2 separate regions of the Homo sapiens genome follow, and region 2 is linked to region 1. The links are chromatin loops, found by intact Hi-C in ENCODE. Cell type or tissue: A673. All regions are shown on one strand. Links, peaks and the distances in the headings refer to the core of each region. The heading gives the core; the rest is flanking DNA. Region 1 overlaps LINC02789 (long intergenic non-protein coding RNA 2789). Region 2 overlaps MIR181A1HG (MIR181A1 host gene).

Region 1 (10,677 bases), core at 1,142-9,141:
ACGTGCCAGCAAAGGAGGAAAAGTATAATAGGTGACAGTTAATTTGGTTTACTGACTTTTACCTGAAGAAGCCATATTTAATTCTGTGGTCAACTCTAAGAGATCACAGGGTCTCTTAAGTGATCATCATTTCTTTTGCCATCTCACATTGACTCATCTGACTTAGAAATGGGTGGATGAAAAGAATCTTCACTCACTATGTTTTAATGTTAGAACACAAAAACTCAAATTGGGCAGGAAGAAACAAACCTCTCTCATGTAAGAGACACTCAGTCCCCCGAAAAAGAACAAATTCTTCATTCAGAGTGAACAGCTTGTGAGAAAAAGCTTACTACCTTGCTCATAGGCAAGGGAGGTGATTGTCAAATATAGCTGGAAGGATGTCTTGCCCAGTCTTTTGCGGATGCTTGAAGTTTCTATAATACAGAGAGAAACTTTTAATTCCACAAACTCAGATGAAGTTATAAGGCTAATGTTTCTAAGAGGGAGTATACTATAGTGATTTGAATTTAGCAGGGTTGTAATAACTTGTACCAGATTGTGTCTTAATCAACCAGCAAATATTTATTGACCATCTACTATGTGCCATTTATTGACCATCTACTAGTTTTATGATAAAACTGAAGCTCAAAGGTTGTATGCATCTTCTCTGATGTCTCACTAGAATCCTCCAAGCTAAATGGTTTATTCATTTTTGGGGGCTATCACTGTGCTACCACATACTTCTGAAACCCACAGGAATGTTGCTTTCATTGTCACCTATCTTCCCCCACTGGATTGCATACTCCACACGAGAGCTGAGGCTAGCTTGGTCTCATTCATCTTGGTAACGTTCGAGTATATCAGAATCTTGGCACGCAATTGACATTTAATTCATGCTTATTAAATGAATTAATAAGACTGAATAAGATATTAATGCTACTCTATGGCACTTGACAGGTAGGACAGGAAATAAGACATGAGTGCAGAACAGTTATTGAGAGATTAGTTGCTTTAAGTTTATCATGTATAGTGGTGAGTTAGGGAGAAGAGACAGAAAAATAAATGAGATCAAGAAGTCCCCAAAAGACGCTGCCTTGTTTCTGCCAATTTTGTGTGCCAATCCTACACTCACGTTGAAAACAATTAGTTATCCATTACATTACCTTTAGATGTTCCATAGCAATTATAGTTACTCATTTATTTACTAGAAGTTTGCTTACATTTAATTGATTTATTTGAAGAACCCAAAGTAATGACATGTAGCAGAAATCATGCCTCTCTTTCTCTTTCTCTTTAGGCACATCCTGCATCTAGGTTTGAAATGAAAAGAAGTGAGCTTAGATAGGCAATTCCTATTTCCTCTAGAAAACATGATCGTTGACATGAATTTAAGCAGACAGCATGAATCAAAGATTAACAAGTCAGTTCAGTTCTGGCTCTGCAGTTTAATGGGCTTGAGGTCTTAGACCACATGCTTACTCTCTCTAAACCTCAGTTATCTCATCTCTGAAGTGGAGATAATAATGCCTACCCTGTTTATCTTTTAAAGCTGTGATGTGTAAGAAAATGCTTTACATACTATGAGCTACTATATAAATGCAAGGGACTCTTGCTATTATTATGGTCATGATTGCTCTGGTAATCATGACGATAGCACTGAATACAAATCTAAAGGGCACATCCACATAATTAAAGTGTCTTACCTCAGGAACAGCTCTAGACATTCACGTCTGTGAAACAGCATCTGATCAGTCCTTAAACTCATCAGACAACGTATACATTGATGGACCCTGAAGAATTACTGGCACATTAATTTGCTTGCCTGGAAACATCTGGATTCTCTAAAATTAGATTCCTGATGAAAGATCCCTGAAGTGTTGCCAGATTTCTGTTTAGATAATTTTATTCAGTTCAACAAACATGAATCGAATGCCTATTTAGGCCAGAAATTGTTGTAGGTAATAGAGACTTAAAGATTGGTGATCATGGCTCCTGCCTTCAAAGAGCTCACAGTTTGTGGGCAGAGACAGATACATAATTAGATGTCCACAGAATATAAAATGGAGTTATGTGTAATTATTACATAAATTACAGTGGTACTACAGGAAGTAGACTAAAGCAAAATCAGAGACTATCTTGATGGAAAGGATGCCTGAATTGAACATTAAAGCATAAGTGGAAGTTACAAAGGCAAAGTGAGTGCAAAGTGAGGGTAATTCCAAGCAGAGGGAACAACATGAGCAAAGGATCTAAAACTGGGAAAAAAATATGTGGCTATGTTGCTGGATCAGAAACCAAACTGAAAGATGTAGAGGGAGCTAAGGCTGAAGACTGGAGAAGAGAAAAACCAGTTCCTGGAAGGGCTTGTGGGTCATGTTTTTAACTGTGACAGATAGATACCACCAAAGGGTATGAAACAGATAAGAGACATTGTGAGATACAGATTTTAAATAAAATGCACTGGGTATTGCATTGATTGAAAGATAATAAAACTGGAAGCAGGGACATTTGGTTAGGGTAGCAATTTGGAGAGATGAGCCAAGGAAACAGTAATTAAGATAGGCAGCAATACTTTTGAGAAATATACAAACACACACACACACACACACACACACACACACACAGAGTGTGCAGGAAGAGACAGGACTTGACAGCTGCTTCAATGTGGCGTTGAAAAATACAAAAGTGTCAAGACAGAGCCAGGCATAGTGGCTCACACTGATAATTCTGCTTACTCTGGAGACTGAGGTAGGAGGATCGCTGGAGGCCAGAAGTTTGAGGCTGCAGTGAGAAATAATGACACCACTGCACTTCAGCCTGGGTAGCAGAGCGAAACACCATCTGAAATACAAACATTAAAAAATGCAAAATTAAAAAAAGAAAGATGCCACGATAGATTACCCAAGCACCGTACTGGTGTAATAGATATCTCAGTCTATGAAATTAAAAATTATGATATATTACTTAATTTTTATAAGCTATCTAATTTCTGACTCCAGAACAAATTCCACTAGACTGCTGGGAAAAAAATACCTGAACTCCCAAGCCCCAATCCTTACTGACATTTCTCTAGTTAGGATTTCACTATGATATTAAGGTCTTAATGCCAAGGAGTTGGGGATGGCCCATTTGGTTGTTGGCTGTGAGTCCATGCCTGTAGCTGCTGAGACAGCTGTCATCCTGGCCTATGTGGCCTTTACAAGTCCCTTAGTTCTCTCTGATGCCTCAGTGCCAAGCATGGTTGGTGGGCAAATCTTGGGAGAGAGGGCATATGTTCTCTTCGCCCAGAAGCAGTGTGAAGCCATTTTCTCCTTTTGCTGTACTTTCCTAGGAAATGGAGGGGAGGTACCTTCAGCCCCGGCAGGAAACCACAGGTCTCTCATCATTGCCTTCTTCTCTTAATCTGAGGGGAGATAATTCTCTGAGGAAAATCCTTTTCCTTTCAGGTCTCTCTGTTTTTGTGTGTTTACATCGCAATGTTTCTTCTCCTCTCTGGAGTTTAGTTTGGGCATAGAAAATACATCAAGGCAATTCCTTGCTTTTTAAAATTATCTGCCCTCTACTTCCACATGAAAAGGGTCTTTGTCTTCTTGCCATTTTACCTTTGGCAGCCGGCATCCAGAATACTCTGATACATGCTAAGAGCACACACACAAATATTTGTTTATTAAATAAATGAATATAAGGGTAAGTTATGAGCTGACATGACATATTTTAGGAGGAAAAAAGCTACCATTTTGGAATTCTCTCAGCAGTGCTATATACTGAAAGAGTAAATGAGTGAATTAATTAGAAAATGAATACAGCCATGGCTGCTTACTTTTGTTTTCTGTTCTCTGCCACATTCCTTCCCTGAGGCATTCAGCACAGAGCTGATTTCATGCTGAAAGAGAAGGAAGAGAAAGGAAAGAAAAATATTCAGAGAGGAAAAATATTAATTAAAATATTAATATAATCCAGTCAGTTTACTTATTTCAAGTCATCATCTAACACCAATCAAAATGCTTCTTACTACCTAAATTGAGTATTTTTATTGAAATGTAAAGTTTATTTCAATGATATTCAAAATATGAATTAGAGAATTGAGAGTGAGAACAGATTCTTATACAGAGTTGCAAATTTACTCATACTTAATCACACTAAGAAAAGTATTTTTTAAATTTTGTCTATGACTAATAAGATCTTACTCTCAGACCTCAGGTCCCCTACTGCTTGCTGTGATAATTTTTCCTTCCTTCCTTCCTTCCTTCCTTCCTTCCTTCTTCCTTCCTTCCTTCCTTCCTTCCTTCCTTCCTTCTTCCTTCCTTCCTTCCTTCCTCCCTCCCTCCCTTCCTTCCTTGGAAGGAACTACCAACCCTATGCAAAGTCATTTAAACATGGTGGCAAAGTTTGTGCAAGTAGAGAACGTCAGATACAAAACAAAGCAAAACAGAAACAAAACACCAAAAAATATAAATTAAGATTGTGAACTTTCAGGGCCTAGGGATAGGGGAAGGAAAATCAAGGAGCACAAGTGTTCAAAATCTGGATTGTAACTCCCTCTGTCTAGACTGGGACTGGGAGAGGAGGTACTAGAGGACTACCTTTGCCCTTGGTGTTTCCCCACTTATGTAATATACCATCTCTTCTCTGGGTTCTCTTACTATCTCATTATTGGGTAGTGCTTGGCTGCTGTAATAGGCATGGAGACATGGAGGGATATACTCCATCCATGTTAGTGGTAGTTTAGTCCTTATTATGTGAAAGAGAAAGAGGGTAGGGAGGAAGGACATATTTGGATAATTTTATCTCAAGACATTAGCCTGTCTTGTAATGCTATTACATTCCTCCACCTCCTTTTTGCATTTTAGAAACTAATTTTCTTTTTCTTTTTATTATCTTCGCTTTTAAATCACCCCCCTATCCTGTAGGCTCCTGGACCCCAACTTGCCTCAATAGACTCAGGCAAATATATATTTTCAAAATATTTTTGTATTATGCCAATATTAGAATAATTTTGAAAAAACTTAACTGTCTATTATATAATCGAGTATCAACAGTTAAGTGCCAAATATCATGCTATGGATGTTATGTGCATTTTTTCACAATATCAAATACATGCTATACATTTTATTTCCATTTTTACCTATGAAATGTATATTATTGGTTTACAGAGATAGAAATGAATGCTTAGAGAGATTAAATAATTTGCCCCAAATAATACCCCTCATAAATGGCTTTGTTGAGATTTAGACTCAGGGGATTCCTACTCAAAAGCCCATGAATTTTTCAGTACATTTTGTTGTTCACTGCCAATTCTTAACTCCATGAGAAAAATTCAGGCGCTTATAGGAATGTGTGAATCATAATTAAAAGAACACACACTCAGGGGCAGGAGACTCAGTTTCAAATTCTGCCATTTTGCAATTTTCTGTCAATAGTGTGGTAATAAGAAACAGCAAGTGCTCTTATATCCCGATTTTGTCTTTTATTAACTGTGTAAACTTGGGCAAACTCTTCTCATTTCTAAGTCTCCAACTTTTTATTTGTTCAAAAGAGAGGTTAGCATTAGGACAGCTGTGATGAGTAAGTGTGATAATACATTGCAAGCAACCTAGCACAAACCTTGGCATACAAAAAGTAAAAATAAAAATAAAACACTCAGTAAATGTAGACACCTCATCTATCCAAGAGAATTTTGATAATTTGTGAAGCATTCATTATGCTCTATATGGACCATTAGGTTATTTGATAAATGTATGAGTTTTAACACAAGTGCTACAATGTAACTATAATAAAAGCCCAAGAAATAAATGTTCATACAATGAAGTCTTTTTCTTTTTCATTTTTCTAAGAAACTGGCTCCTCATTTCTATGTTGCAGAAATGAAACAATAATTTATTATTTAAATCACTTCTTGGGGCACACATCTGATCTGGAATTCTGTACCTACTTTTTATTTATTTATTTATTTATTTTGAGATGAAGTCTTGCTCTGTGGCCCAGGCTGGAGTGCAGTGGCTCAATCTCAGCTTGCTGCAACCTCTGCCTCCCAGGTTCAAGCGATTCTTCTGCCTCAGCCTCCTGAGTAGCTGGGACTACAAGCATGCACCACAATGCCTGACTAACTTTTGTATTTTTAGTAGACATGGGGTTTCCCTATGCTGGCCAGGCTGGTTTCAAACTCCTGACCTCAGGTGATCCACCCGCCTCAGCCTCCCAAAGTACTGGGATTACAGGCATGAGCCGCTGCGCCTGGCCGTACCTACATTTTTATTACGTTAACTGGCACATAAGAAATGTACTATTTTGGGGGGTATAGTGTGATATTTTGATACATGTGTACATTGTCTAATGATCAAATCATGGTAATTAGCAAATCCATTGCCTAAAAAATTTATGATTTATTTGTGTTGGAAGCATTCACAATTCTCCCATCTAGACATTTGAAAATATACGATAAAATGTTGTTAACTTTAGTCACCTCACAGTGCTGTAGAACACTATAACTTATTCTTCCTGTTTACGCTGTAATTTTGTACCTGTCAACCAACCTCTCCCTATCTCCTCTCCCTCCTACCCTTTCCAGCCTCTAGTAAATGCAATGCTATACTCCACTTTTATTAGATCAACTTTTTTAGCTTCCATATATGAGGGAAAACATGCAGTATTGATCTTTCTGTGCTTGACTTATTTCACTTAACATAATATCCTTTAGATTCATTCATGTTGCCTTGAATGATTTGATTTAATTTTTTATGGCTAAATGGTGTTCCATTGTATATACATTGTATACTACATATAATATAATGTAGTATATATATGCAATGTGTATATATGTTCATTTTGTGTCTGTATATATATACACACATATATATGTATATATAAATTAGTATTTCATTGTGTATTGTCTTTATTCATTCATCTGTTGAGGACACTTAGATTGATTCCATATCTTGGCTATAGTGAATCGTGCTGCAACAAACATGAGAGTGTAAATATCTCTTCTACATACTGATATCCTTTCCTTTGGATATATACCCAGTAGTAGATTGTTGGATCACATGGTAATTCCATTTTTAGGTTTTTAAGAAACATACACATTGTTTTCCATAGCAAATGTACCAATTTACATTCCCATCAACAGCATATAAGGGTTCCGCTTTATAGGCATCCTTACCAGCATTTGTTATTTTTTGTCTAACTGGAGTGGGAGGAGATCTCAGTGTGGTTTTGATTTGCATTTCCCTGATGATTAGTGATACTGAACTTTTTTTCATATACTATTGGTCATTTGTATGTCTTCTTTTGAAAAATATCTATTTAAATCATTTGCCTTTTTAATTAATAATTGAATGGCTTGGGTTTTTACGCTGTTGAGATATTTTAGTTTCTTGTATAACATTTTAACAACAGTAATTTATAGCTTTCTCAAGTAGCTGGGAGCCCTGGAAAGATGGTAGGGGGAATCTGAAGCCACCTTCTGAGTTAAGCAACTGTCCTCACAGTCCAGGGCACTCAGCCAGAAGCCCTGAGCCAAGCATACAACATTCCATCTGCTGTACTAACCAAAGGTAAATGACCCTCAAACCCCAAGGGAGTGATTCAGCTTCAAGAAGGAGACCTCACCTTTTACAGGACAGTCAGGCTTGAGAGTTGCTTTGCTTAAGTGATTGAAGAAGAAAAAAAAAATCTGAGATCTAGTTAATGAAATGTATTGAGGTCATTTCCACCATTCACTGATGGAGCTCAGAAACAGAAAGTGTCAGGAGGGCTATAATTAGGAGAGAGAGTTAAAAATTTAACAGCATTCCAGATTTCAGTTACACCTGTCATCGTTTTTAACCACCCTTTCTTCCCATTTGCACTTTATTGGGCCTACTGTCTTCCCTTCTCCTTTTCAGGATTTGAGAGAAATAGGCAAAGAAAAATATTAAAGAAAAGAAAGGTGATATTTTGAAAAGATATTTGGGAGAAGCCAGTTTCAGGGATAGGTTCAGTTCTGTGCCTGTCTTTCTTTTGACTATAATTCATGTTAGCCCTCTCTGACTGAGGAGTGTGAAGTCATTTGGCTCCTGCATGTGTGTTCCTCAGTGAACGCACCTAGGGGTGTCCCCTTGTTCCTTGAGAGCACTTGTACAGAGAAAGCAGACTTGATACAACCTTCTAGAAAGTCTAGTATACAATGAGGCACCATAATTATCTTTAGGGATTTCATGTGTAGATTATTTCCCCTACTTTTGTTTTAAATAGACTTTAATTTTTAGAGCAGTTTTAGGTTCACAGCAAAATTGAGTAGAAAGTAGTTTCCATATACCCCTCTCCCTACATGTGCACAGCCTGTTCCACTATCAATAGCCCACAACAGAGTGATACATTTGTTACACCGTATGAACTTACCTTGGTACATCAGAGTCACCCAATCAATGAACTTACACTGGTACATCGAAGTCACACAAAATCCATCGCCCATAAAATAAAACCAAGTATGTTTTATTACTCTATCTCCTCTCAGAGCCATGAATACACTGTATGTCACTGGCTTGGTGAAGGACAGAGAGTACACTATAGTAAACGCTATTTCCAAATATACATGTTTGATAACACTGGAGTTGTCAGATACACATTTCTATGTATACTCTTCTAGAAGAATCAGGCCTACTGTGCCTATTTATAAGTTATTATCTCAAACATTTTCTTTCTTAACCCATGAAAACTGAAGTTAATATATTTTATTTTTTAATATTCCCTAGTGTTAATGATTTGCAAATAATCTAAATTTTTTTTCCATAGGGAAAAGATGGCAGAAAAGCAACATTTGCTTAGTAAAGATAGATTATCAAAAACAGCCTTGCTAAAAGCAGGTTAATGCTTTAAATGATGCAATTGAACAAGACATAATTAGGGCTATTTCCTTCCCCTTGTTTTAGAAACACCATGAGCCATTGGCAGAGGTGAAACGGGGTGATTTTATCACTTTTATGCTGAATTGTTTTTCCCAGTGTAGCTGTTAAGTTGTCCTTCCATAAAATGGTACCATGAAATAGTTCCACTTTGCAAAGCTGTTGTTTCATGACCAAAGAATTGTTTGCAATAATTAAATTATGGTTGCTGAAGTTCTTATTTCTTCTTTGAAGACAGTGTTTGTTTATAGGTTCATAAAGAATGGGAAGAGAAATTTCATTTTAAAATGGGCCTTTAAATAAGATTAAGAGTTGTAAATTTTCATATGCCCAAATGAATGGCTGATAATTGTATTATTCTGGGTTCTCCAGAGAAAAAGAACCAATAGAATATACCTATATATTTCCAGTCTGAGTCCAAAGGCCTGAGAACCAGGCAAGCCAATGACATAAGTTCAGTTCAAGCTCAAGTCCAAATCTGAAGGCGAGAGAAGACCAATGTCCCAGTTTGAAGACTACCAGGCAGAGAGAGCAAATTCTCTCTAACTCAGTCTTTTTGTTCTACATAGGCCTTCAATAGATTAGAGAAGTCCACCACAAAGGGAAGGGCAATCTACTTTACTAGGTCTATCAATTCAAATGTTAATTTCACCTAGAAACACTCTCACAGACGCCCAGAGTAATGTTTAACCAAACATCTTGACATCCTCTGGACCAGTCAAGTTGACACATAAAATTAACATCAGGATAATGATATCTTTTCAATTCTATTCTATTTGGTATACATTTGTGAACACTGCAATACACTGCTAGGTGCTAGAAAGAACACAGAAGACTAACACCTGGTCCTTTTCTTTGAGATGCTAACAAATTAATGTAGGAGACATACACACTTAGTTGTTATGGTATTAGCATAAACAAAGTAAGTATGATCAGAAGAGTGAGTGATTGGTTTGGATTATGGGGACTGGAAAAGGATTACAGAGAATAGAAATTAGAAAAGACATTTGAGCAATGGAACCATGTGGAAATAACATGAACAAAGGCCTGTGGGTGTGAAAAACTCCATGGAATGCCTACGTTTCTGGAATCCAAAGAGCATGGTCAATGTCTTACCCTGAAAATGTCCTCAGTGTCATACTAAGGAATATGTTTACTTCAGAATTTTGGCTACTTTGTAGGATTAATTATGTTCTTATTTTCTTATGTTTGGAACATTGTCATCATGATCACAGTTGCTATTTATGAAGAGAGATGGTCACCTAGCAAAAAGTTGAGTTACCATTCATATGGCTGATTAAAAACAAAGTTTAATGCCTTAACTTCTGGTTTCATCTTTCTGTTCTGCCTATTTTGTACTGTTTCTTCAAGAACTTATTGAGAACGGGATTCAAAGTTTAAACTACTCCTTTATACTTGGTTTTTGGCTTTTTGTTGTTTATAGATGTGAAATCATGCACACATAATTTGCTCTTAATAAAAATAATAGTAATAAGTACAAAGCAGGTAGCCTTTATTCTCTGGACAATGTTTCTCTTTCCTCATAAACTTAAATGGTTTTAAATAATGATCTATGTAATCTTTGAAACATAGACACTTTGGGCACAATGACCAGCTTTGTCTTTCTCTCTAATAAGGAGCCTAATGCAACCTAATGAACTCAGTATACAAAAATAAAGTGCATAGCAAATGGAGAAAAACTATGACTTGAAAATAGCATATCACAAAAAGCATCTTGCTTCCCAATTGGTGATTAATAATAGAAAATGTCATTATAATTAAAAGCAAAACAAATTAGGGCTCTCTGTATTTC
Region 2 (10,677 bases), core at 1,208-9,207, 230 kb after region 1:
TGCCGAGCCTATTCCACTGCTATGTGCAGATCCGGGATGGAAGTCTTACACATACTGCGGAAAGATTAAAGACAACAATATCCCCTTTCTCTTACCCTAGACAGCCTCAATTTTTAACCCTTTCATTACCTTTGAAACCAAGACGTCTTACCCATTCAAAGGCAGGTCTCAAGGGACTTTGCAACTCCCGCACCACATCATACAGATGCACATGCCTCATTTGGTGTAGAAATCTCATCTCAACAGATCTTATCAGAATATTTTAGGAACTAATAGTGTGCTAACTAAACATAATGTAATTTGTTTGTGTGGGGAATGCATGTTTGAATGAACTTATGCTGCATGAAATCTGGAACAAGTCAAAGGTCTGTCGAAAGATTCTTGCAAACCTTGCAGAAGGTTATATACCATTTCTGATGATGCTGTTCTTTAAGCATCTTTCTCTCTCTCTCTCCTCACACACACACATACATACACACATACTCGCTCTCTTTTCTCTTTCTCTATCTCAAGATGCACACACTCAACCAGGAAATTATATCATTATATCACAGAGAAATCCAGGTTAGCTGGTGATGTCATCATATATAAAATTTTGCCTTTGTGGGCAACATTTTCAATCACCTAATCGCTAATGTATGTTGGGTGTGTGCCCATAGGAAGTTCACGTGCTCGTGGGGTTAACCGACACCCACAGGAAAGGACTATTTTATTCGCAGCTATCTTTCTTTTGAAGATGTGTTTATGGGGCAGGATGGGTATGTTTATCAAGATAGATGTAGTCAGAGTTTCCTGGTTCTAGGAAGCCTTATTAATATGCTGTTTGAACATTTGAAAGGTGGCTGAATTTCAATGATATAAATAGGATGTAGAAATGGTGAGCATTTTGAAATCAAGTTGGATAAAAATGCTACAATACTTCAATTTATTATGACTTGGTGTTTTTTATTCGCCACTTAACATTTTGTAACAATTAAATCCTTTTTACTTTTAACTTATTTCTTTAGGAGAGAACAGTTTTGTACCAATGATTTAGAAGTAATGCTCTCTCATGTGCTTTTATAAGGGTATATCTATGGATTAGATAGTAGTTGAATTAACTTTCGTGTGAGCTAGTTCAGGGTTTGTATTTATTTTCAAGTCTGTTTTATGGGTCTTATACTGGATAGTTACTCACCAAACATGTGCTCAGATTTTTATTAATGCACACATTTCAGTACATTATTTTATTTCACTCCAATAAAGTTTAATACTTTTACCAAAACATATTGCCAGATTTGAGAGGTAGATATAGAACAACTCTGTATACATTCTACCCCTTAACTACCAAGTTTTGATGTGTAATTTAAATTAATCTTCATTAGAATAGAATGACTGCTATACTTACCAGTTTTTACATACCACGTATCTGATACATGAGTTTTAAAATTTTGGAATTTGCTCTTAATACTTCTTCATTCTTGCGTACTAAAAAGCAATTAATCTGAAAGGAATTTCAAAGCATATATGTATAAACAGCACTACGTATATGTCAACAAATTAATAAGATTCATTTTGCCAATGTATTTTGTGACTGTTTTAAAACAAATGAAAAAATGTTTTGTTCTTTTTCTGCTTTCATGTTACTATTGTTAAGAAAAGTATGTAGCTAAAGAATTGACACATTTTGTACTTAGAGAAAACAAGCTACACAAGTTAGATGACAGTCTATAGGGTAAGACTCCACTATGAACTAATAAATAACTTCGTTAAGAAATTCTTGGCCTAACTCTGTAATTTTGACATAAACAGTTCTTCCAACATATAGTGGAAGATTGATGATTAATTATATAATTTCCTTATCAAAGATTAAAATGGGCAAATAGTTGTGTTTAAATTTTACCTACTTTCAAAAAACAATACATGACATTGCCCATTGGGTACAGGTTACTGAAAAGGCATCTTTCAAAGACAAGAAGATAATGGACTTGATTGAAATAGTTGAACTACGTAACGCCAATTCAAGAACAAATGGTTTTTCAGAGCATAACGGAGAAAGAACAATTTACTATAGTACAGTTTATTCTTCTTACACAATGGCAATGATTTATTTGAAATGGCAGAACAAACATAGTAGATATACAAAAACAACCAGTGGGCATTTTATGTCAAAGATATGTCAAGAGGCTTTTGTTTCATATATTAGAATATTTTAATCCAAGTATTTATCTGAAGACTTAGCTTAAATCTACATCGTTGTTTAGCATGTGCTGATATTATGATCATGTATGTCTCTTACATGCATGTAGCATATTTAGTATATATATATATGTATATATATATATAATGTATTTGAATATAGTCTTCTGACCCCAAATAATTGTTGTCACTTTATAATAAGAGTTCTTGAAGACTACTAATGTACTTCAATACAATAAAATTCAGATTGCGATATCAACTAGCTATGTCTATACTACCAGAAGGGCATTATCAGATATTGGATGAATTAATGTATTGATGTTATAATTACCACAAATACCTCATGTCAAAGAAGAATATCAAAAGATATGACTCTAATTTGACAAACAGTATAAAATGTGATTTTTAAAACCATCTCTGTTTCTTACTACCATGAAAATGATTTGCAAAAGAAGACTCAACACTTAAAATTTCTCTTCATGAAAAGAGAATTTTTTTTAACTTAGCCTTTAGGCATAGGGCCTGAAATTATTGTGAGTAGATACCTGAGCACTGTGCAGAGAATGCACAGGAACCTCAAGTTGCGATGAGAAAACAAGGGAAACTGGTTTGGCTGCTTTATGTTTCAAATTTTATTCTTGCAATCCTACATGACGACAATACTCAAAATTAATTTGAGTGAAAACTATCAAAGTTATTTTCACAATTTTCAAAAGATCCACTGTCTTGTTGACACTCTATGAAGGAAAAGTGTTCTAAAAATGATTGAATGTTCTACTGAGTGAAACTCAGTCAAGCTCAGTGAGGCGCTGGGGTCAAATGGGCTCATGAATCACAGATAGGAAATGAACTGTGTATTGCATATTTGAAAGTTTAAAAAGAAACATTTGGGATATTTTACCGTAAACAGATTTTGGTTTGATTTCTGGCACATCTTTTTAAACATCAAGACTGCAGTTCAGCTGAAATAACTTTTTATATGTATAGCTAAGACCAGATGGCCACGTGCTCCTTTCTTATTTAGATGAGACTTTTCCTTTCAATAACATCTTTCTTCCTGACCTGCTTAAAAATTCCAGCGAATGAAATCAGCACAGGATTTTCAATTCTAATTGACCATGTGCAGAGGAAGGGCCAGTAGAGAAATCAGTAGAGGCATTGTGAGGCTCACTGCCTCAGTTTTGTCTTTGTGTTTTACCATTACAAGCCAATCTAGACTAATCAAAAGCATTTAATTTTTATTAATATTAATATAGCTGCAAGATTTGTCTTCAATGAAAATTATTTGAGTTGGCTTTTTCTATCATTTTATCACAAGTAATTCTTTTAAGTTATTATTCGCTTACACAGTTTCAACTGTCTAGTAAGCACTTTATTGGTTAAAAAATAAAATATTGGTTGAATTAAGATGAAAGAATGGTTGTACTAAATTAATTTTTCTTGTTATTTAAAAAAACATTATTTTTGGAAGATACATATGCTTTTTAAATTTACCATGAAAATATTCACTATATAATATTCTTGGTTCATTATCTGTATAGTCATTTTATAAAGAAAATATTTTTATGTAAATTTTATTTGAACTTGGACCAGTAAAAAAAATCAAGAATAGAACGTGAGCTCCATATTCAGTATAGCTCAGCGAATTACGTATGTATTAAAAGTGGGCATCTAAGTTCCCAGAATTTTTTTCTTTTTGAAAAATTCTTGACTCAAATAATTATCTTAATTAATTACTGCAAAGAGTCAAAGATTTTTTTAAAAGACATTTATTATTCGAATGGTGAAAATATTAGATGAAAACAAGTTATCCAGACATATTGACATTTGTTTGCCTAATAAAGATAGAAAAAACCATAAACCAAAGGTGTATACTTTAAAAATATATAATAGAGTTAAGAAAAACTCCAAATTAATTATCAGGGTTTTTGAAGTGGTCTCAGGGCAACACTCTATCTGATTGGGTGTTCTTTGCTCATTCTTCATCAGGTACTTTATATCTCAAGCAAATCTATTAGTTGTCCAAAAATATGTGCTGCCTAATCATCAAAAGCCATGTTTTTTCAATTGTTTGAAAAGTGCAAGTCTTATGAATGATAAGATCAATTATAATTTTTTTAAATCAAAATTTCAGAGAAAACTGAACTGTATTTGTTCATGGGATTCACAAATATAAAGACATGTTCTAAGCCACCAAAATATGAAGTAAATTCTTTATGAACATGGAAAATTTAAATATCTGAGATCATCTTTTATATATATGTGTGTGTATATATATATTCAATCTATATAGAGAGAATATATAATTATATATATGTTCTGTGAATCAATTTGTGCTTCCAAAATATAAGAATTTTCCAATATTTGATGATTTTCCCATCAATTTAGGAATTATAAAAACCCATTAGAAAAATTAAGGGCAGTGATTTAGCCAATTCTTGTTTTCCTACCTCAAATAAATACAATATTTTTAGAAACTTAAGAAATCAAACAAAATATACACACAAAAAAAGCATAAAAGTATTACATTATACAAATTTCTAGTTTTGCTTTACTTTTAAAACTATACATTTTAATAGTGCTGAATCTAACTTTGTTGGTGGGAGGTAATGGATAATAGAATCTTGGGGGAAAAAACAGTAAAATTACATCGGTGTTATAATTTCAGATGGTTGAAGCTAAGATGTTCTGGACAGATAGTTTTAAATAAGGAATAGAACTCTGAGCTACTCCCATTTTTCTCCTTTTCCTTGTTACTCTGGAAAAATTGGTCTTGATCCTGCAAGATTGTAGATAATCAAAAATATTACATAAAATAAGAAACACTTTCTACTTATCTTTGAAATAAGTTTTGGTACTTTTATTTGTGTTGGGTCATGGTTGAGATTTACTGCTCTGTTTCCATGTATCCTGATTCTGTAGGCGAACAGAGCATAAAAAAATAGGGCCAGTTAGGGAAGCTTTGCAATCGTGCAAAATGTCTGCCCCTTGCTGTATCCTCTTTCCTGTTCTCTAAGACTGCGACAATCAGTTAGGAACAGCAATCCTTGAGAAACCCAGGCCTCTTTTAACTCTCCAGGGACACTACTTCTATCTGTTTTCATGCTCCTTCTAAAGGATCCTCCTTCAGACTATAGCACACTTCCTGAACTTCCACCCAGTTTGCTACATTCCCAGTCATTTCTGCTTAGTTAGGACTTTGCCTCACCCTCAATGGTGCTCTTTATGTTTCACACGCAGAGCTGTCTTCTTAAATTTTTGTTTTAAAATGTTATATTTTTAACTCTAAGGGAAACAGGGTTAACAGGGTAGACATGACATCAAAAGGATAAATGTAGGGACCGACGCAGATGTCTTTGGCATTCTGAAAATCTGCAGTGTAGTAGACAGAATAATACGATTACACTGAATTTGATTGGGCAGCTCTCACTTCTGGTTCATGAAGTGTTCCCACTTCAGAGTGGAAGGCTTCTCTCAACTAATGCACTTGAAGTAGATGCTCGACTCATTCTTGTGGTTTATACTTGATTCGGTATATTTCCTGTAGGGAAATTACTGTTTTAACTTAAAGGAACTAACTTCTCCTTCAGCAAATGTTGGACTAGAAAAATAAAAGACAAGTATGAAAAGAGGAGACTATGCCAATAAGAATATCAGGGTGTAAACTGTATCAAATAATTTGAAATTAGAAGAGTATGTCAAAAATTGGTTATAGACATTTTTATTATACCTATGAATTATCAAGAAACTCATGAAAATACAACCACTGTGTGATGGGAAAACAGAAGTAAAAATTCCTTGCAAGGTTTTAAGTATTAATTTAATTCTATTGCTTTAAAAACATTTATAAAAGAGACATAATTCACTGATTTGTATAATTGTTTGATTGGCTTGTTACTATTAGTTATCTATTCAAAATATATTGGGAGAAAATGAAACACTCAGTCACTACTCTGGTTATTATGAGCCACTTTACAAAGTGCCTCTTGCCCTGAAAAGAGTTAACGATTTAAGCTGACAACAGTGACTATGAAGAAATTCATTATTTGGTTAGTCTGAGGACAGAAAGGGGTTAATTTTTCAAATCTTTTTGAAGGGGGCAGTGGGGGGAAACTGAAAGATGAAAACCAAACCAAAGACTAAGCTGCTAGTGATTTGGTTGTATTTATGGATTATACTACATGTTGAAAAGAGGAAAATCAGAGCTGTAAGATGACGCTGCAGGGGTCGTCTGGACTTTTCACTGAGTCCAAAGTCTATTTAGTCAATGCTTATTAAGGACTGGTTTTGACCTTTGCCCTTCTCACTCCTCCCTGTTCCAGGTGCAACATTTTTGCAAGTGCTTGACCATTATTAGACACTATGTGCAAACTTTAATTGTGAACGGAGTGTGTTGAACATAGCAAATAATCCAGTAGCTATGATGCTCACATTTTTATTAAAAACTTTAAAAACTCAGTAAACTTAGATTCGTTTCCTTTTATAATTAATAAATAGTGCATATTGCTCTTCTTCAAGATATAAGGCTATTCAAGTGCAACTTACATTTAAACCAGATTACTACATTTGTTGTTAGAAAGAATTCTTGTAAGAATATATCTAAAATAGTGATTTCTATTTAAGCTACTTTACTTTGAGGGGGACATAGAAAACTTTATATAATTATTTCCTCTATGTTTTCACACATACACTTTTAGTAATAAATAAAGCTCTTCTATTCTAGGCTTATATTTGTTTAAAGGATTAATTTTATTTTTAAAAATTATAAACTAAGAGATGAATACACCAACTACTTTAGTGTTTTTAGTAAACAATTTTTACTACAACATTTTATAAAATATATTTATGTATTTACATGGTGTTTGATAAATATAAATGAGCATCCATTTATACATACTAATTAATAGATTTTTTTAACAAACCAACCATATATATGCCTCTAAAATCTAATGCTATTATATGTAACATGCATAAACATATGAAATGACTCTATATTAACTATATAAACATAAAAAGGGGAAATAAAGTTTTGCAAGTATTGGATTACATTAATAACATTCAGAATTTTACTTTACTTTTCTGCTGAATGCTTTGTTTAGCAAAGAATTATCCAAATTACATAAATTCATGTATTTTAAATACATGGCTTTGAATTGTGAAGACAATAAAATATCTAACTTGAGGAAAAGGTTGGTTTTAAAATTTCACTGGAGAAATAATATATAAGCATTTCTTTTAGCTAGAAATTTAAAATGTAGAAGAAACTTTATTTTACATTTTGAAATATTTTAAACTACACAGAAAAGTAAAGCAATATGATATACATATCCATATTTCCACGATCAAGATTTATAATTTATAATATTTTGCTATACTTACCCCCAAATTATTAAAAAAAGAACTATTTATATACAGTTGAAGACTCCCATCCTCATTTCATATCCTGATTTCCCTCTGGCTATGGAAGTAATCACTATCTCATAGTTTGCAACTTATCTTTCTTGTCTCTATTTTTACATTTTAATCACCTACATATCAGAAACAATAAAAAGAATGAGGTATCAAATATATAATTCCTAACTAGTTTTTAAATTTGTCTTTAAGTTATTGAAATTTTTCAAATAAATATATTCATTGGATACTGTACTTATTAATATATTTTTAGTTTAAAACTATAACGTTGATTAAAGATTTAAATTAAAAGATCTTTCCACCTGCTTCAACTAACTTTCATGGTTGCAGAAATTGAGAAAATATGCCTCATGCCTTTATTTTATTCAAATTCTTTGGAATTAAGTCTTACATTTTAGCTATTTTTATGTTACATAAGGAATTGGTAATATGGTTAAAATATTATTCTTTAACATTATTTCTGTTTCTCCCATTTTATTGTTTTCATAAAGAAGAATGTATTACAGTTAGCTCCATGCATTAATTTTCATATGCCACACTCTCAAAGGATTATTGTAAAATATTCTAACAATCCCTAAGAATTGTCTTTTGTTGGCCAAGAAAATAGCACCAATATCATAGTTAAAGAAAGAGCATTGACAGTAGGGTTGCTTTTTGGAACTAGATTTTCCTTTAAAAAGGGGCAAACGCAATTCTGAACAAGTGTACTGAAACCAAGATCCTTATTTGAATACAGTATTACTGCAGATTTACATGAACCATGTGGTAATGCATTGCCATACAAACCTCTAATGCTCTGAGTCTGCCACGGCATCAGAGTAGAAATCTGCATCAGCACCTTTCCTATCATGTATGATCCTAAACATAATCTATAGACAAAAAAACTTCAGATGTACGTAAAGGTGAGTTTAAATGATTTGCCCCCTATTAATACTTTCCTCACTAATTAAATTATCTAGGTAGCAATATATCAAGAGATACCTATAGTCAATTTAAAACTTTAGTCAAGTTCTTAATGCCTAAAACATGTAAGCAACTGTACTACCTTTGTTAGATATTTGAGATTGCTATCCACCTAAACTATCTTCAACTCACATTTATTAACTACGAGTTATTTCAAAATTGGACAATTAGTATCCACTAGTAAATATTTACTCCAGACAATGTTTGGGCTAACATGGTCTAAAGATGAAGACAGGTGAATATGAAAGACTCCATTTTTTCTCAGGTTCAGAGAGAGTATATTATAGCCCTCAATAAATGTGACTCCTGACTTTTTACACTAGATCTATGTAAAAAATGCTGATACAATGATTGCAGCCATACCATTTATCAAAAGAGCATATTATTACTATACAATAATATATTTAAAATTCTTTATTCTGTGAGTTTTGTATGCCAAGTCATTTATTCAAAGACATCACATTTTTGCTATAAAATAAATTCAAGAATATGGAAAGCTGTTTTTTAAAGGCTGTCTTCTTATAATTTGGCCAAAAGAACTTGAAATATGTTAACTAAATATTTATTATTTTTTTCTTTTTCTTGGACATTTGTATGTTTATTAGATTTAAAAACTACCAATACTCTTTCCTCCAGATAATTACATAGTCAGTGTCTATTATTTCGGTCTTTTTTGTTTTCTTCTCCACAATTTTGGTCAATTAATTAACTGTCTTTCAGAATACCCATGTCTGTTTCTCAAGATGAAATAGCAAATAAGAAAAGCACTGGGTAAGGAGTCAGAAGACATGTTATTCAACAGCTGGGTGGCTCTCTTTGGACCTCATTTTCCTTATCAGTAATTTAGAGATGTAGGGCTGGTGGATCTCCAAGGTCTTAGGACGTATCTCTACATGATTATCTAAAAATGAGACCATTAGCCAATTAATAAATTCTGAGCTCTCAAAATAATCTCTATATTATACATGTGCCAAGTGGTCCATCCTATTTAAAATGTGGCCTCACTTGTTCAAGGTTATTCTCTTTTAGTATTTAATTTTCATATTTTAAACTCATTTGTATATGAACTTTGGTTCCTATCTGTGTCTTCTGAAAAGCATTCTTCACCAGAATCCGCTGATTTTCTTTATGAAGTATCACTTGTAAAATCACATAGCTTAAAAGGATCTTATTCAATTCTGATAATGCATTTTACAGATAAGCCAAGTAAAGTCAGGAAACAGCATGGGCACTTATTTGTAAAGATTCTTTTGGGGTAGAAATTATTCTCTGCAAATTCTGTAATAATATGGAACCATTGGGTAGCTCAAAAAAAGAAAAGATTCACTGCAGGATACATTTTAGCTATTATTACTGAAACCACATGATATGACTGTGGGGAGTTTCCAACTGCTGATTTAGACATTAATACTAAGAGTTACAAAATGGATGTCCTCAGAGTATTATCAAATTTATTATGTTTTAAGTTAGCACTACCATTATTTTTTATTATAGGAAAGTTGATCATTGAGTGACTGTTGCCAACACTTTTACCCTGAATTTTGTCATTGCAAACTTAACTCAGATTTCTTATTTCTGAATAAATGATAATAAGTTATAAATTCTCTTGCTAATTCAGACTATGCTTTAGGTTTAAATTGGTTTATAACTACGATGTACACATAATGAAGTTCCATTAATAGTAAGCATAAGGGATGGAACTTATAGATTCAAATGTCAGAAGTAGTGATAATAATATAAATCTAAACATGAAGAGTGTAACATGAGTAATGGTAGTCCATGGAGAAAAAAATCACAAGTGAGTTAAAGAAGAAATGTAACATGAATTAAAAATATACTTGAAATGTAAATAGTTATAATTATATTGACAATATTTTTTTCCACTGAAGTCTATACAAAAGATTTGATTTATGAAATTCTAATCAATAACTATTTAGATCATGCCATAAAGCAGACAATTAGAAACAAATTTTTAAATCTATTTGTTTACCAAAACTATCCCCAGGTCTAGAATATTCTATAAACACAGAATAGATTCAAGTTAAATTGCTTTTTAGGTATTCGTAGCATACAAAACTCAGTTATTCTTAATCTATCCATAATATGAAATTGCAGAAATGTCTG

What was found. Peaks named below come from ENCODE experiments on the same cell type or tissue, not always from the same donor. Only the 100,000 strongest peaks of a DNase experiment are listed, where the experiment ranks them.
Region 2: it touches region 1 in a loop (7-fold over the local background); 4 of 110 quality-filtered maps call a loop at or near these places.

Annotation. Positions count from the first base shown.
Region 1 is chr1:199,154,611-199,165,287 of GRCh38, reverse strand. LINC02789 (long intergenic non-protein coding RNA 2789) reads right to left here. Exons shown (of 4, transcript NR_147896.1): 2 at 3,803-3,865; 3 at 2,718-2,823. All of the region lies in intron 1 of LOC107985243 (a long non-coding RNA gene), which reads left to right. Among named protein-coding and RNA genes, the nearest start is that of LINC02789, 11 kb to the right of the region's middle. In A673, for the core only: no CTCF peak of the experiment used is centred there; DNase peaks (open chromatin) are centred at 3,297, 3,817, 4,467, 5,297 and 2 weaker places; H3K27ac peaks cover 8,000 bases.
Region 2 is chr1:198,925,020-198,935,696 of GRCh38, reverse strand. All of the region lies in intron 1 of MIR181A1HG (MIR181A1 host gene), which reads left to right. Among named protein-coding and RNA genes, the nearest start is that of MIR181A1HG, 7.1 kb to the left of the region's middle. RefSeq lists an enhancer at 6,538-6,587. In A673, for the core only: no CTCF peak of the experiment used is centred there; DNase peaks (open chromatin) are centred at 3,246, 5,246 and 5,596; H3K4me3 peaks cover 5,473 bases; H3K27ac peaks cover 6,246 bases.